Linked DNA regions of Homo sapiens: region 2 is linked to region 1. The links are chromatin contacts, found by Hi-C or POLR2A ChIA-PET in ENCODE. All regions are on one chromosome and are shown on one strand. Each heading gives the region's core, a stretch centred on a gene start or an enhancer-like site at or near the end of the contact. The rest is flanking DNA. Distances are from core to core; before and after follow the strand shown. Region 1 overlaps DDX10 (DEAD-box helicase 10). Region 2 overlaps DDX10 (DEAD-box helicase 10).

The links. A loop is a pair of places that touch in the nucleus more often than their neighbours do. ChIA-PET counts read pairs that join two places held with the same protein, here RNA polymerase II (POLR2A). Pooled maps may share reads with other maps.
Region 2: a loop to region 1 is called in a map with no recorded cell type, with 2.4 times the contacts of the local background. The contact joins two enhancer-like sites. A Hi-C loop is called at or near these places in 4 of 168 maps with a recorded cell type or tissue (colonic mucosa, heart left ventricle and heart right ventricle), 4 of 37 single-sample maps with no recorded cell type and 9 of 50 pooled maps. POLR2A ChIA-PET finds 5 or more read pairs at or near these places in 2 of 52 experiments (activated CD4-positive, alpha-beta T cell and activated naive CD4-positive, alpha-beta T cell).

What each region holds. Positions count from the first base shown.
Region 1 is chr11:108,689,465-108,696,406 of GRCh38, reverse strand. It overlaps DDX10 (DEAD-box helicase 10), which reads right to left. Exons shown (of 18, transcript NM_004398.4): 8 at 4,369-4,531; 9 at 2,807-2,891. It also overlaps the pseudogene RPS2P39. Among named protein-coding and RNA genes, the nearest start is that of DDX10, 28 kb to the right of the region's middle. Within about 2 kb of position 2,351, at least 2 of the 41 ENCODE cell types and tissues checked have a DNase peak (open chromatin) inside an H3K27ac peak, as active enhancers do.
Region 2 is chr11:108,850,366-108,857,040 of GRCh38, reverse strand. It overlaps DDX10 (DEAD-box helicase 10), which reads right to left. Exons shown (of 18, transcript NM_004398.4): 16 at 4,832-4,888. Among named protein-coding and RNA genes, the nearest start is that of DDX10, 190 kb to the right of the region's middle. Within about 2 kb of position 2,625, at least 6 of the 41 ENCODE cell types and tissues checked have a DNase peak (open chromatin) inside an H3K27ac peak, as active enhancers do.

The sequences.
Region 1 (6,942 bases), core at 1,102-3,601:
TCAGGAGTTCAAAACCAACCTGGCCAACATGGTGAAACGCCATCTCTACTAAAAATACAAAAATTAGGCAGGTGTGGTGGCACGCGCCTATAGTCCCAGCTACTTGGGAGGCTGAGGCAGGAGAATCACTTGAACCCGGGAGGCGGAGGTTGCAGTGAGCTGAGATTGTGCCACTGCACTCCAGCCTGGGTGACAGAGCGACACTCTGTCTCAAAAAAAACAAAACAGAACAAAACAAAAACCATGTACTCAATACATTAAAGACCAATGAGGCACCATCTACCCCCTCATAAAAATGGAGAACAGGCAACTATTCTACCCATGTCCCATTTTAGTTAGTTCCAAGAAGAAAGAAAGTTCTAAAAACAAGTTTGTCTAAATGTACAGTATCATATACAAAACCTAATCCTAACTGCATTGCTTGTTTAAAACTACATCATTAATTGCAATTAAAAGACTTATTTTTGAACCCACTAATTCATAAATCCTATTTTTAAATAGTCTTTCATTATTATACTGTTCTCTCCCTTCTTTCATGCTGGTCAAAAGAAGCACATTTAATTTGAGTGCATTTTTATTATAAACCACGTTTAAAGATGGCCCACAGGATAAACATGAATCAATCAAAAAAAACAAAAAAAAAAAACACTTAAACACTCATACATTCAAACATCTTATGAAAATTAAATAGAATTTTAAGAAGATCTATTTCTTGCTAGGCTATAAAAAGACATAAAAACCTTCACTTCAGCTGAAACAAAAAGTGACCACATAAAAACAAAAACAAAAAAATTTTCTTCAAAGCTACCCAAAAAATATAAATGTATAGAAATCTAAAAGAACTAAACGCCAAGGGGACTTCCTAGGTAAGCAAGGGATAGCGTACACTTTCATACTTGGGGCCACTTGCTGAAGTGGACACAGGGCAGGTGGTAAAGCAAGCCTGCCAAACAGGACAGTCTGTGCTCGGGCCTAAAGATCCTCACATCCCTGGGAAAGTTTTGAGAAGAGTTTGTGGCATGAAATTGGAAGCAACCATTGGTCCAGTTAGACCAATCCTGGAATCCATATGATAAATACCCAATCATCCAGTTTTGATGAGAAAGAAAACAGAGCAAAAATGTAAAACTGAATAAATAGTCCATCTGTGGCTAACCATAATCATAATCTAAAGATCATAATAAATTCCAATTCTTAAACACTACAAACATCAGCAAGACAAATGTACATTGAAACTTTATTCAGCTCTCTATTTTCTTAAGATCCATTTCTGGATGTGGAATTACTAAGACAAAAACAAGAACTGTAAGGTTGTTAATAAGTATTACCATATGCTATCCAGAAAAATGTTAACCATTTACAATTCCACCAAGAATGTATACCTCCCAGCTTTGCTGCTACAGCTTAACAGCAATGACAGATTGTGTAATCCTTTTTGATTCATTCATATACCTTTCTATGCCACTTAATTCCAAATGACTGACTTTACTATGGTTTTTTTTTATTTGTTTTGTTTTGTTGTTTTTGAGACAGAGCATCACTCTGTCGCCCAGGCTGGAATGCAGTGGTGCGATCTCGGCTCACTGCAACCTCCGCCTCCCGGGTTCACGTGATTCTCCTGCCTCAGCCTCCCAAGGAGCTGAGACTACAGGCGCACACCACCACTCCTGGCTGATTTTTTTGTATTTGTAGTAGAGACAGGGTTTCACCATGTTGCTCAGGCTGGTCTTGAACTCCTGACCTCGTGATCCGCCCACCTCGGCCTCCCAAAGGGCTGGGATTACAGGCATGAGCCACCATGCCCAGCCTACTACATTCTTTTCTAGACAGTTCCTCATACCTCTTGAGCAAACATAGGATACTTTTGGGAGGAAGTGGGGAGTATAGGAAGAAGGAGAGATAGGGAGTGGTCTTCAGCAATGTCTCTGTTTCCTGAACTAGGAAGAAAGGAAAAAGAGATATCTATGATTCCAAATCACTTAGCCTCTTATTAGCCTATACTTTAGAAGGTAAGAGCACAAGATCTAGACTAGATAAGCCAGACTGCCTGGGTTCAAATCCTGGCTCTGTGGATCTTTGAACAAATTGTTTAACTGCTCAAAGATTCAGTTTCCTCACCTGAAAATAGGGATTTAATAATACAGTAAGTAGTCCCCCCTCTATCTGTGGTTTCGCTTTCTGTGGTTTCAGTTACCCCCAGTCAACCAAGGCCCAAAAAATATTAAATATATTAAATGGAAAATTCCAGAAATAAACAATTCATAAGTTTTAAATTGCTCACCCTTCTGAGTAGCCTGATAAAATGTCACACCATCCCACTGTGTCCTGCCCACAATGTGAATCATCCCTTTGTCCAGCATATGCACGCTTAAGACCCCACCCACTTGTTACTTAGCTGTCTCAGTTACTAGACTGAAAAAACATAGCATATATTGGGTTTGGTACTGAGATTTCAGGCATCCACTGGGACCTTGGAACATAACCCCTGAGGATAAGTGAGGACTACTGCAGTCCTAGACCTAACTGACAGGTCATTAGGATTCAATGAGATGACTTTCAATGAGCAGTTTTGCTGAAAAGTAAAGTACAAGAAAGTTTAAACAAACTAAAATAAGATTTTTATGGATTTTTTGCAGCACTAATCAAGTCTTAGCCATAATGATTTACAGTAGCTGTCAACTCACACCACAAAATGCCAAACCAGCACTCACTTACCTGATTCCTTTCTTCGTTTATCTGCAGTTGGAAAAGCATGCTTTGTTATTTAGATAGTAGCAAAAGAAAAGAAATTAGTCAGTACACCTACCTGGCAGTTCTACCTGCTCTGTGAATATATGTGTTGGCATCCTCAGGACAATCAAACTGAAGAACCCAATTCACGGCCGGGAAATCTACAGAGAAGGGATGTGAAGTTAAGAAACTGGTTGCAAGATCTGCCCTGCTGCACTATTTTTATCTTAAAATATTGCTTGCCAGGACTTTTCATCACATCAAACTGATGGATATCATCTATGAACTCTATTAAAAATAAAATTAATTGCATGAACCAAGAGATAGTAAACATTTCTCTTGACAAAATGAACTAAAATTAATGACTGTTTGAATATGAAGATTACTTCGTATCTGACACGGAAGAGACAGATTGCTTTGTGTCGGACAAACAGTGAAATACCCTAATATTTAATAACCCGAAAGCACCACTTCTAATGGGGACATGGACAAAGCTGGAAACCATCATTCTCAGCAAACCAACGGGAACAGAAACCCAAACACTGCATGTTCTCACTCATAAGTGGGAGTTGAAGAGTGGACACAGGGAGAGGAACATCACACACTGGGGCCTGTCTGGAGGTGGGGGACTAGGGGAGGGATAGCATTAGGAGAAATACCTAATGTAGATGACGGGTTGATGGATGCAGCAAACCACCATGGCACATGTATACCTATGTAACAAACCTGCACAATCTGTACATGTACCCCAGAACTTAAAGCATAATAAAAAATTAAGTAAAATAAAAACTAGTCAGGCATGGCGCATGCCTGTAGTCCCAGCTGCTGGGGAAGCTGAGGTGGGAGTATCACTTGAGCCTGGTAGATCGAGGCTGTAGTGAGCTATGATCATGCTACTGTACTCCAGCCTATACTAATAAATATGGCATCTGAGATATGCTTTAGAGTACTCCAAGAGGGACAGGGGGAGGATTATGAAAAAGATAATTGTTAAAGCTGGGTATATGAGGGTAGATTAAACATATTCAGCTTTTGTTTATGCTTCAAATTTGCTGTAATTAACAATACAATAAAATTAAGTGACTGAAGGATTCAAATTATCACCTATTTATTCTCACCCTTTGTTCCTAAGTCTAGTTTTCCTCTCTAGTTACGTCCATCCCCGTCCCATTCCCACAAAGCCAGGAGTTGTATAATCAACAAAGCAGGTTTTGAAAATAAATTTAACTACGCTAAATGTAGTTATTTATCAGATAAAAATTAGAATGATGAAAACATGGACTTCACTGATTTTTCTTGTTAAATGAGTTCAGTATCTATAAACAAGTTTCCAATTTTCAAAGAAATGGGAATTGTTTTCATATCTTTAAACTTTTAACCCCCTTTGATTTTGTAGGTTCCTCAGGATTCTATGGTGTGATTATCATGAAATAGTAAAAAAGATGCAAATACTGTGGAAATTTTCACTGATACATCCTTAATGTTAGTCAACTGCTACCAATTTACTACTTACTTTTCTCTTACAAAATAAGAAAAGAAACCCAAGTGTTTGAGTCTATCAGATTTCCCAAAATATACTTTATAAGCAAATTACATTTCACACAATCACAGAAATTTCATGATAGGAAGTTTTCTTACCCAGACCCCTGGCTGCAATATCAGTAGCAAAGAGTACTGCAGCTCTCTTACGGACAAACTCATTATAGACTTCCATTCTTCTCATTTGCTGCTGTCGACCATGGAGTGCAAGGATAGAAACACCAGGACGTAGCCGGCAAAACACTCGGTACAGATACTGGACCTGGGGCATCAACAGAAGAATAAGTTTGCTTATGGCAGATGGCAGCAATAAAGCTTTTCTCTTATCAACGTATCCCACAGAGTCTCAACAGCAGAGCAATGTGATACCCAATTCCAACCAAGTAAAAAAAGTAAAGAAACTCTTATTTAATCACAAGCAATTTAATTTCCTTCCCTCCTTTAATTCACATTTCTATTTCCTAACGTCACAGAATTGCATCTTAAGTTTGAAGCTTGAAAGCCTTTTATTGATGTTATCATAACTCATTTTCTACAAAAGAAAAAACTTATTTTAATTTCCTGTGGCCATAGGCTGACTGAACTTTCCTCTCAGACTCAGCAATTATTAAAATAATTAGTAATACAGAACTGATCAAACCAAGAAATATGTTGGGATTTGATTTAAAAAACTGTTAGACATAAATAAAAACATTGTAAATATATCTCAATGTGTGGGACTATATAGAGCTAATTGTTCTGGTTCTCTTTTTGTACCCATAAATGGATACTATGGATTACTAGACTGAAAAGAGTTCAGCATTATTTTATTTTCTCTAATATGGGGGTTAAAATCTGTTCACATAAATAAAACAAACTCAAAGGAAGTTTAATTCTGAGCTCCTATAAAATAGGCCAAAAGTCATAATGGATTATTCCAAATAATTTTTGGTGATCCAGTCGCTCAATTAAAGAGAAAGACCCCATTAAAGTCTCTCTTCAATTTTGCTGACAGTAAAGAATGGGAAACCAAGTGAATTGCTTGTTACCCAATCACTAGCCATTCACTTTCTCAAATGCAATTTGCTACTGCCAGGGAGGTTCTGATTCTGGGACAATATATCAGGCAAGTATCAGAGATAGCTGGACTTAGGCCTTTCTTTCGTAAAGATGTAAAAACAGCTTCTCCAAGAAAACATCAAATGGCAGATGATGCTGGTGCAGCGGAAGGGTCCACGGGACAAGGAATTGGAAACCACAGAGGCTTCGATGGAGGCTTCAGCAATAGCACCTGCAACCAAGGCCACTGAGGCAAAGCCAAGGGGTGGATGCCAGTCACAAAGCTGTGCTGCTTGGTGAAGGACATGAAGACCAAGTCCCTGGAGGAGATCTATCTCTTCTCCTGCCCATCAAGGAGTCTGAGGTCCTTGACATTTTCCTGGGGGCATCTCTCAAGAATGAGGTTTCAAAGATTACATGGCGCAAAAGTGGCCCACACTGGCCAACGCACTGGATTCAAGGCATGTTGCCACTGGGGACTACAATGGCCACACTGATACGGGTATCAGGTGCTCCAAGGAGGTAGCCACTGCCATTTGAGGAGCCATTATCCTGGCCAAGCTCTCCATTGTCCTTGTGCCAAGAGGCTACTTGGGGAACAAGATCGGCAAGCTCACCAGCCCTTGCAGGGTGACAGACCCTCTCTGTGCTGGTGAGACTTATCCCCACCTCAGGAGGCACTGGTATCATCTCAGCCCCATGCCCAAGAAGCTGCTGCTGATGGTGGGTATTGACAATTGCTATACCTCGACCAAGAGGCTGCATTGCCACCCTGGGCAACTATGCCAAGGCCACCTTTGATGCCATCTCCTACTCTAAAGAGTAGAAACTTTAAACAGAACTTTAAATAGAACTTTCAGAATCATTTCCTAGCACCTAGATGCCAAAACCAACTAACTCTTCTTTAGGAGATGTGAAGTTTATTGTTTTGTTGTTGGCTACTGCTCAGGATACACTTCCAAGTTGCCTTGAGGAATGCTCCCAGGAGACTGGAAGCTTTGAAAATCTAAAATCGGTCCTTGAAAAACTGAAGTCTTTTTTTTTTTTTTAAAGACAGGGTGTCGCCATCTTGCCCAAGCTGGTCTTAAACTTCTAGACTCAAGCAATCCTCCTACCTCAGCCTCTTAAAGTGCTGGGATTACAGGCGTGAGCCACCGCACCAAGGCTGAAGTCATTCTTTACATGGTAAAATAAGGTTCAGTAGACAACAGCATCAGATCACCACTTAACTTCCCATAAGCTAGAGAGAAACCCATCTACATATTTATCATGGAAAGTTATTGCAAAAGCTGTAAATCTAGAATTGATCTACTACATTCCCTATTAAGTCATTGGGAATCTGAAATATAGTACAGGAGAAGAGGCACACGCACGCACACATGCACAAAGACCGTAGTCCCTTCTCCTTAAGAGAGGAGACAAAGTTCTCTTAGACATCTCTGAAATCCTTATTCTTTATTCCTAGCACAGGGCTAGTGTTCAAGAAGTGTTTATTAACTAAGATATAAACAAAACACTTCAGAAGGTTAGGGGAGGGAACAACTGATTCTTTAAAAAGGGAGTGTCAGAAAGGGACTTTCAGGCATAACATTTGAACTTAGCCTCAAAGTAAGTATTTCCCCAGATTTAGATGAA
Region 2 (6,675 bases), core at 1,376-3,875, 160 kb before region 1:
GGTACTTTAAAAGTATTAGCTATGTAGCTATGTATGTATACATTTAAGGAAAACAATATTTCAAATAAAATATTCCCTGGAAGTTCAAAATGTAAAGAGGAAAATAAAGTTGAGCTGGTCTGGATGAGGACTAAATGGAACCCTAGAGCCTTGCCCAAATAATATTCTCACGCGGGGGTGGTGGGGGGTGGAGAGGAGAGTCCATAGGTCACTCAATATAATACTGAAAACCATTGGAGTAGATCAGTGGCTGCCACACTCGCTCTTCAATTTCATGGATCAGAAAAAGCTCAAAAAAGATTTTAAAGTGGTGAAATGGGTTTTTACTTTGTCAAATAATAAGACTTTTTAAAAAATTATCAGTATTATTTCATAAATGAAAGGATATTTTAGCACCAAAAAAGTAGGAAGAACAAAATATCAAATGAATAAAGTTAGCTTTGCTTTATGAAACTACTGTTGAGTCAGAGAAAAAGTCATTGAAGACCAGTAGATTAAAAAGTCAGTCCAGGGCATCTCTCAAGTCCATTAGTTTTTTAAGGTTTTTTTTTTGTTTTGTTTTTTGTTTTTTGTTTTTTTTGGTGGTTTTTTTTGTTTGTTTGTTTTGTTTGAGACAGAGTCTCGCTCTGTCACCCAGGCTGGACTGCAGTGGCGTAATCTCGGCTCACTGCAGCCTCCACCTCCCAGGTTAAAGTGATTCTTCTGCCTCACCCTCCCGAGTATGCTGGGATTATAGACGGGTACCACCATGCCTGGCTAATTTCTGTATTTTTAGTAGAGACAGGGTTTTGCCATGTTGGCCAGGCTGGTCTTGAACCCCTCACCGCAGGTGATCCACCCATCTCGGCCTCCCAAAGTGCTGGGATTACACGCATGAGCCACCATGCCCGGCCTAGAGTTTTAAAATTAATTAACTACTACTTCTTCAGACCTCCTATTCTGAGAGCTCTAACTTCAACACTACTTTTCTGTTGTACAGAGATTACCTTAGGTATTCAAGAAACTATTACCTAAAACCACTATTTGTTAAGTATAAATAAAAACACAGTACAAACCAAAAAATAAAAACAAGTGAAAATGTACATCTATAAAACTTCAACCTCAAAATGTATGACATATTTTCCCCACACCTTAAAAATACGAACTATAATCATCATTTTTAATATAGTCAAAGCAACTTTTAACTATTTTAAGTGTTTGAGCTCTTTCCTACTCTTTGTTCCTTCATAGTCAGTGTTCAATTTCATCAGCCTCAGACTTTTGTTTAATAAATCATACTTTTGGCCAGTTGCAGTGGCTCACATCCATAATCCCAGCACTTTGGGAGGCCGAGGAGGGTGGATCACGGGGTCAGGAGATCAAGACCATCCTGGCTAATGCAGTGAAACTCTGTCTCTACTAAAAATACAAAAAATTAGCTGGGCGTGGTGGCACATGCGTGTAGTCCCAGCTACTCGGGAGGCTGAGGCAGGAGAATCGCTTGAACCTGGGAGGCGGAGGTTGCAGTGGGCCAAGATCGCGTCACTGCACTCCAGCCTCGGTGACAGAGCGAGACTCCATCTTAAAAAATAAATAAATAAATAAAAATCACACTTTCTTTTCAAAAGCAGCACAGTAGTGAGATATTGCTGAGGATCTATTTCCTCAAGTTTCAGCACTGTTGTTCCTTTTCCTTACATTTATACAAAATCATTCCAGCGACCAGGGATTCCTACTAGCACTTGTGACCCTCAAAGCAAAAGGAAATTTAGCTAGATAATGAGGTAAAGCTGTATTCCAGGATTATGTAACCTACCTGAACTCAAAAAGCAATGTGGTCTATTGATCATTGCTACAAGTATTTTTCTAGATCTTAGTTTAAAATCTGTAGGTCATAAGAATATACGACATCTTGTTAGCTAAAGTAAAAACAATTCTATTGTGCAATTCAAGTACTTCTCTGCTAAAGAAAGTTTTGATACCCAAAAGACCTATATTTCCCAAACCACTATTAGGTACCCAGCAAACCTTCGTAACAGTTTCAGCTTCGTATTTATCTTCCATTCCCAATTCTGCACATAATATAACTAGGCAGAACTTAGATCTATCTTTTAACAAAAAGTCATATCAGATTCCTGAGAGGTCCATTCCAACTTTAGTTTATCCTACTCACACTTTAAAGCAATTTTTCTTAGAAGTACTTTCAATATGCCAGAGAAGATTCATTTCTAAAATTGAAAATTCACATTATCATTAAGTTTTCTCTTTTCTGGGAAATAAAGATAATTCCATGAAACTTCATTCAAGCACTTTCCCCAAAATTAAAAAAAAAATACTGTGTCCTTTATATCCTTCCTTGTATAATAAAATGATGTTTGCTGCATGAAACACAAAACAAGGTAGAAAGACAGCTACGTGAGTCCTCCCTTTCTTACACTTTCAGTTTCTATGCAGTGATTGCTTAAAATAGCTATAAACAGCTATGACTACATTTCCTGGTAAATTAAGTCTGCAAGTACCACCTTCTTTGACCATTAAAATATCTTCTGGATAGCTTGTAGGTTCAGGGATCAAAGGGAAGCTCTACCTGGAATCTGACTAAAGTGATTCAGAAGGCAATATCCTAAGTAACACAATGATTAGGTTTACATAAGAGGATCAACGAGAAGACAAAGTTTACTCAAAAACTAAGTCACATCTGTCATTTAAAGCACATGCACTGAGAGAAACCTGATAATTTACATAATATTTCTCCTTACATATCACAGAAATTTGTGCCATCACCCCTTTACCAAGTGTTTCCAAATAATCTCTTCTGGGTCTGCTTCCAAAAGGTACCTCAAAAGCCATGAGAGCCTTCAACCCCTGTCACTTTCATTTGAAAGGAAGTTGGGTGCAAAAGGTTGGTTTGAGCTCATTCCTTGGGCTCTGTCAGTCAGCCTGAACCTGTCACTGCAGGCAGTCCTCAGTGTCTTGAGGAATGTTTGAGTCCTGGCTGCAGACCAGCCACTGATCCCTCTGGTAATATCACTCTTACAAAAGGGCTACCATCTCTGAGCACTCAGAAAAGGGCTGTGAAATGGAGGTAGCTAAACTATTCAGAGCAATAATAAAACACAGCCTCTGTCTATTTAAAGCTCCTGGCTGAGCTGCAAAGCCATGTCAGCTCTTCTTTCTGTTCTTAGTCCGATGCTTAGTGGTTACATAGAAATGAGACCTTCCCTTGACAAGAAAAATCTTCCTCCTTTTTTAGATGTCAGGAAACAAACACACAGGACAAACACAGAAGGGGAGTGGGAAATGGAAGGAAGAGTTTGGCATAAGGAGTTCACTTCAGAGATCAACCCCCAGTGAAAATGCCTGATTGTGACAACTTTATCATTTTTTCATTTCCCCAGCAGACACAGTATTAAAACCAAATATACACACCAATTTATGGGGGAATAAAAGAAGAGGTTTCCAGGAGGATAGCTCAAGGGTGATAGCAACTTCTTACAGCTTAAACCATTATGAAAAAAAAAAATCGAGCATACACCATCAATAAGTATAAAAAATAAACCATATTTAGTAATATATATACAAATATGCATGAATAAACACAAAGGAAATACAGTAACAGGGCTTTCTTTGGCTCTAGATTATATCTTTCATTTTACATTTATATATGCAGAAATGAGAGCTTCTTAGTGAAATAAAATGGGCTTATTTTATGCTGAACATGCAATATTCATAAATATCAAATGCTTTTATTAGATTTAAGATTTTCTTGTTAAATTTAAATCTTTCCCACTACAGCCTCTGAGATCTAGTGGTGGTTCTGCCATGGTGTTTCACGCCTGCACGTTAAAGCATATGCAGAAGCCTCCACCTTATTTAGCAGTCAGGCTGCACACACTGGAGCTCTCGTTTTTGGGCACCTTTGAAGACAGAGTGATATTTAATACTGCTTATATTTAATATAAGCAGTCTTTTCTGCTTATATTCAGTATTAAATAATTGCTTCCCACTTCAGAACTATAGCATGAGTTATCATCTCTGACTTGCTCTCTTAAGTGCTATGGCCAGCATGGAAAAAAAATGACGAAGAATATTATAGGCTTCCTCAAGGGAGTTGGAGCTTTGCTAACTGCCAAGAAGAAATCATGGCTAGTCAGAAACAGCACAATGAGATACAGCATGAGAAATGACATATGTTATTGGGCCCTAGTTCTAGGAAATCATTTCTACTAAATGTTCTCAGAATGCAGAAGCTGAACACTTCTCAGTGACAAACACATTAGATAAAAATCATGGCTGCACATGGACAGTGTTTATAATTGTACATACATACTTGAGGAAAACTGTACATATGTATTTGCTGAAAAGTATCTGTTACAGAATATAGTAAAAGTGGGAGATACAGAATGCTTTTCTCCTAGATTCTAAGAGCTGAACTGATGCTTTCAGAGTTACCTGTTATGAGGTTGGGTTCACACAGGCTGTCTACCTGAAGATGATACAGATGAAAATCCTATCAGGCCTGGCCCACAGAGTCAACTGCCTTTTGTATTTAATAGATGCAAAATATATGGAAAAAAGTGGTGGAGTAAATGGGGCCAAGCCCAGTAACAAATTATCTTAGGGATTTTTCGTCCTGCACCAGAGGAATACAAGAAAGTGAATAGAAGGCCACATGGGCTTGAATCCAATTGGAATATCATGATATACAAATAATATATAAAATCCATGTTGAAAAGAAGAGGATTTAAATTCCATTTTAACATTATAAGCATTGTTCTTGCCAAAATATAAAATGCTTTTGTCCATTCTACCTTAATAGAGCTTGGAAAAATAAATGTATATAAACCCTTACCTTTGCTTGTCTCTTGTTGGCTTCTCTTCTGGCTTCCCTTTCTTTCAGTCTTTTCTCCTGGAGACAAGGAAGAGGAGAAAAATTAGCAGCATATAATTAGGTATAAAACAGACTACACATTCATTACAGTTTTATTTCCTAAAGCTAACTAATATATGACATTCATTTTTCAACAAATATTTACTGACTACTACTATGGGATTGGCACAAGTATTCATGAATCATTAAGAATGTGTCAGACAGATCTGGAATCAAATCCCAGTTCTATATCACTTACTCTGGCTATGCAATGGTTAGTACTGACTTTCAAATAAAACACACACTAACAGGACAGGTAAAACATAATGTACAATTATACAAGAGACACATTCTAGAGATTACTTGGAATTTCTAGAAACAAGTTCAATGGAAGGAAATGGAAAGGAGAAAAAAGAAAAACTCAGAAAGCTTTTGGCTTGCTTATTATCAAAGAGCTTCTTTAGAAAATGACTGATCTCAAACCCGGGTCTTCATGTGCCAAATCTAGTGCTTTTTGCGATACATTCTAATAAAAATAAAAATGTTAACATTCAGGGGTTAAACATTAACAGATGTGACTTTAAAAACAGAAGAAAATAATAACTAGTATTATTTTAGCAAGCAGCCAATTAATGCAATAGTGATTATCAAACTTTATCCCTGAATTGGTTCTCTAATGAGATTATAAGAGACGTTCTGCCACGAAATTAAAATAATCTCAATGCTTCCCCAACTTTTGGGGAAAAATAAGTTAATGGATGGCAGTTTCTAAACAATCTGTGCCTAAATTAAGTTGGCACCAATTACTGATTTTGAGGATTAGCAGACTACAAAATATATGAAAGAAGCAAAACAAGATTAAAGAAAAAATATGATATAACTGATCATAACTAACACTTCATTTGAGCTGGCTTTAGCTTGTGGATACATGTATTTGTAGCTTTATCTCCCTTCTCTTTCCACCCCACCCCCCATGCAGTTTTCCTGTGTTAGACACTAAAATGGAATATAACTATATTTTATGTTATTCTACGAAGATCACAATGACTTTTGAGTGTTTTGTTGCTTACATTAAGACTATAGCTATATATCAAGGAACTACAGAGAGGAATAAAATTGTACTTTCATAAAAATTTCTTTGTCCATTAGCACATTACTGTTATTTTCTTACCAACAGAAGTAGTTCAGAATTATTAAGTATCAACAATGTGCTATGCATTTCATATAACAATTTGGTTATCTTTTTAAATCTATGTAACAGAACTTATAAAGGTATTACTATTCCCATTCTATAGATGAAAAATGGAAGATCAAAGTAACTAAGTAACTTGCCTGATGTCACACATAGTAAGTGATGGACTTGGGACTAAACTGGGCCTGGGGAGCCGAAGTCCTCACTCTCTCAAATCTAGCACACCACTACACTTCATACTCCTCCACTGGAACATTGACTTCACTTTGTAGGTTCGTACATAGTATTTGTATCCGTATCAATATGTTTTAGACAAATGTTGCCAATTCTTTCATCATTATAATCTGCTACCATACAGGTCTTTTCATCCTGATAGCATTTTTTTTTCTGACAGCATTTTACAACATTACTCAATTAATTTTGCCAGTCTTCTGTGCAGAAGAAACAGATAATTGACCATATTTAAAAGCCATGCAAATTTTTGTTGTAATTATTCAACAACTGATCTTCCTCCAACACATCAGTGTCTGAAAATGGCACTTCAAAGTTGCAAAGAATAACTTCGACATATTCACATCAGAAAAATCCTTTCTACTAAAGCAAACATAACCATGCTGGGGTTTTCCATTTAGTC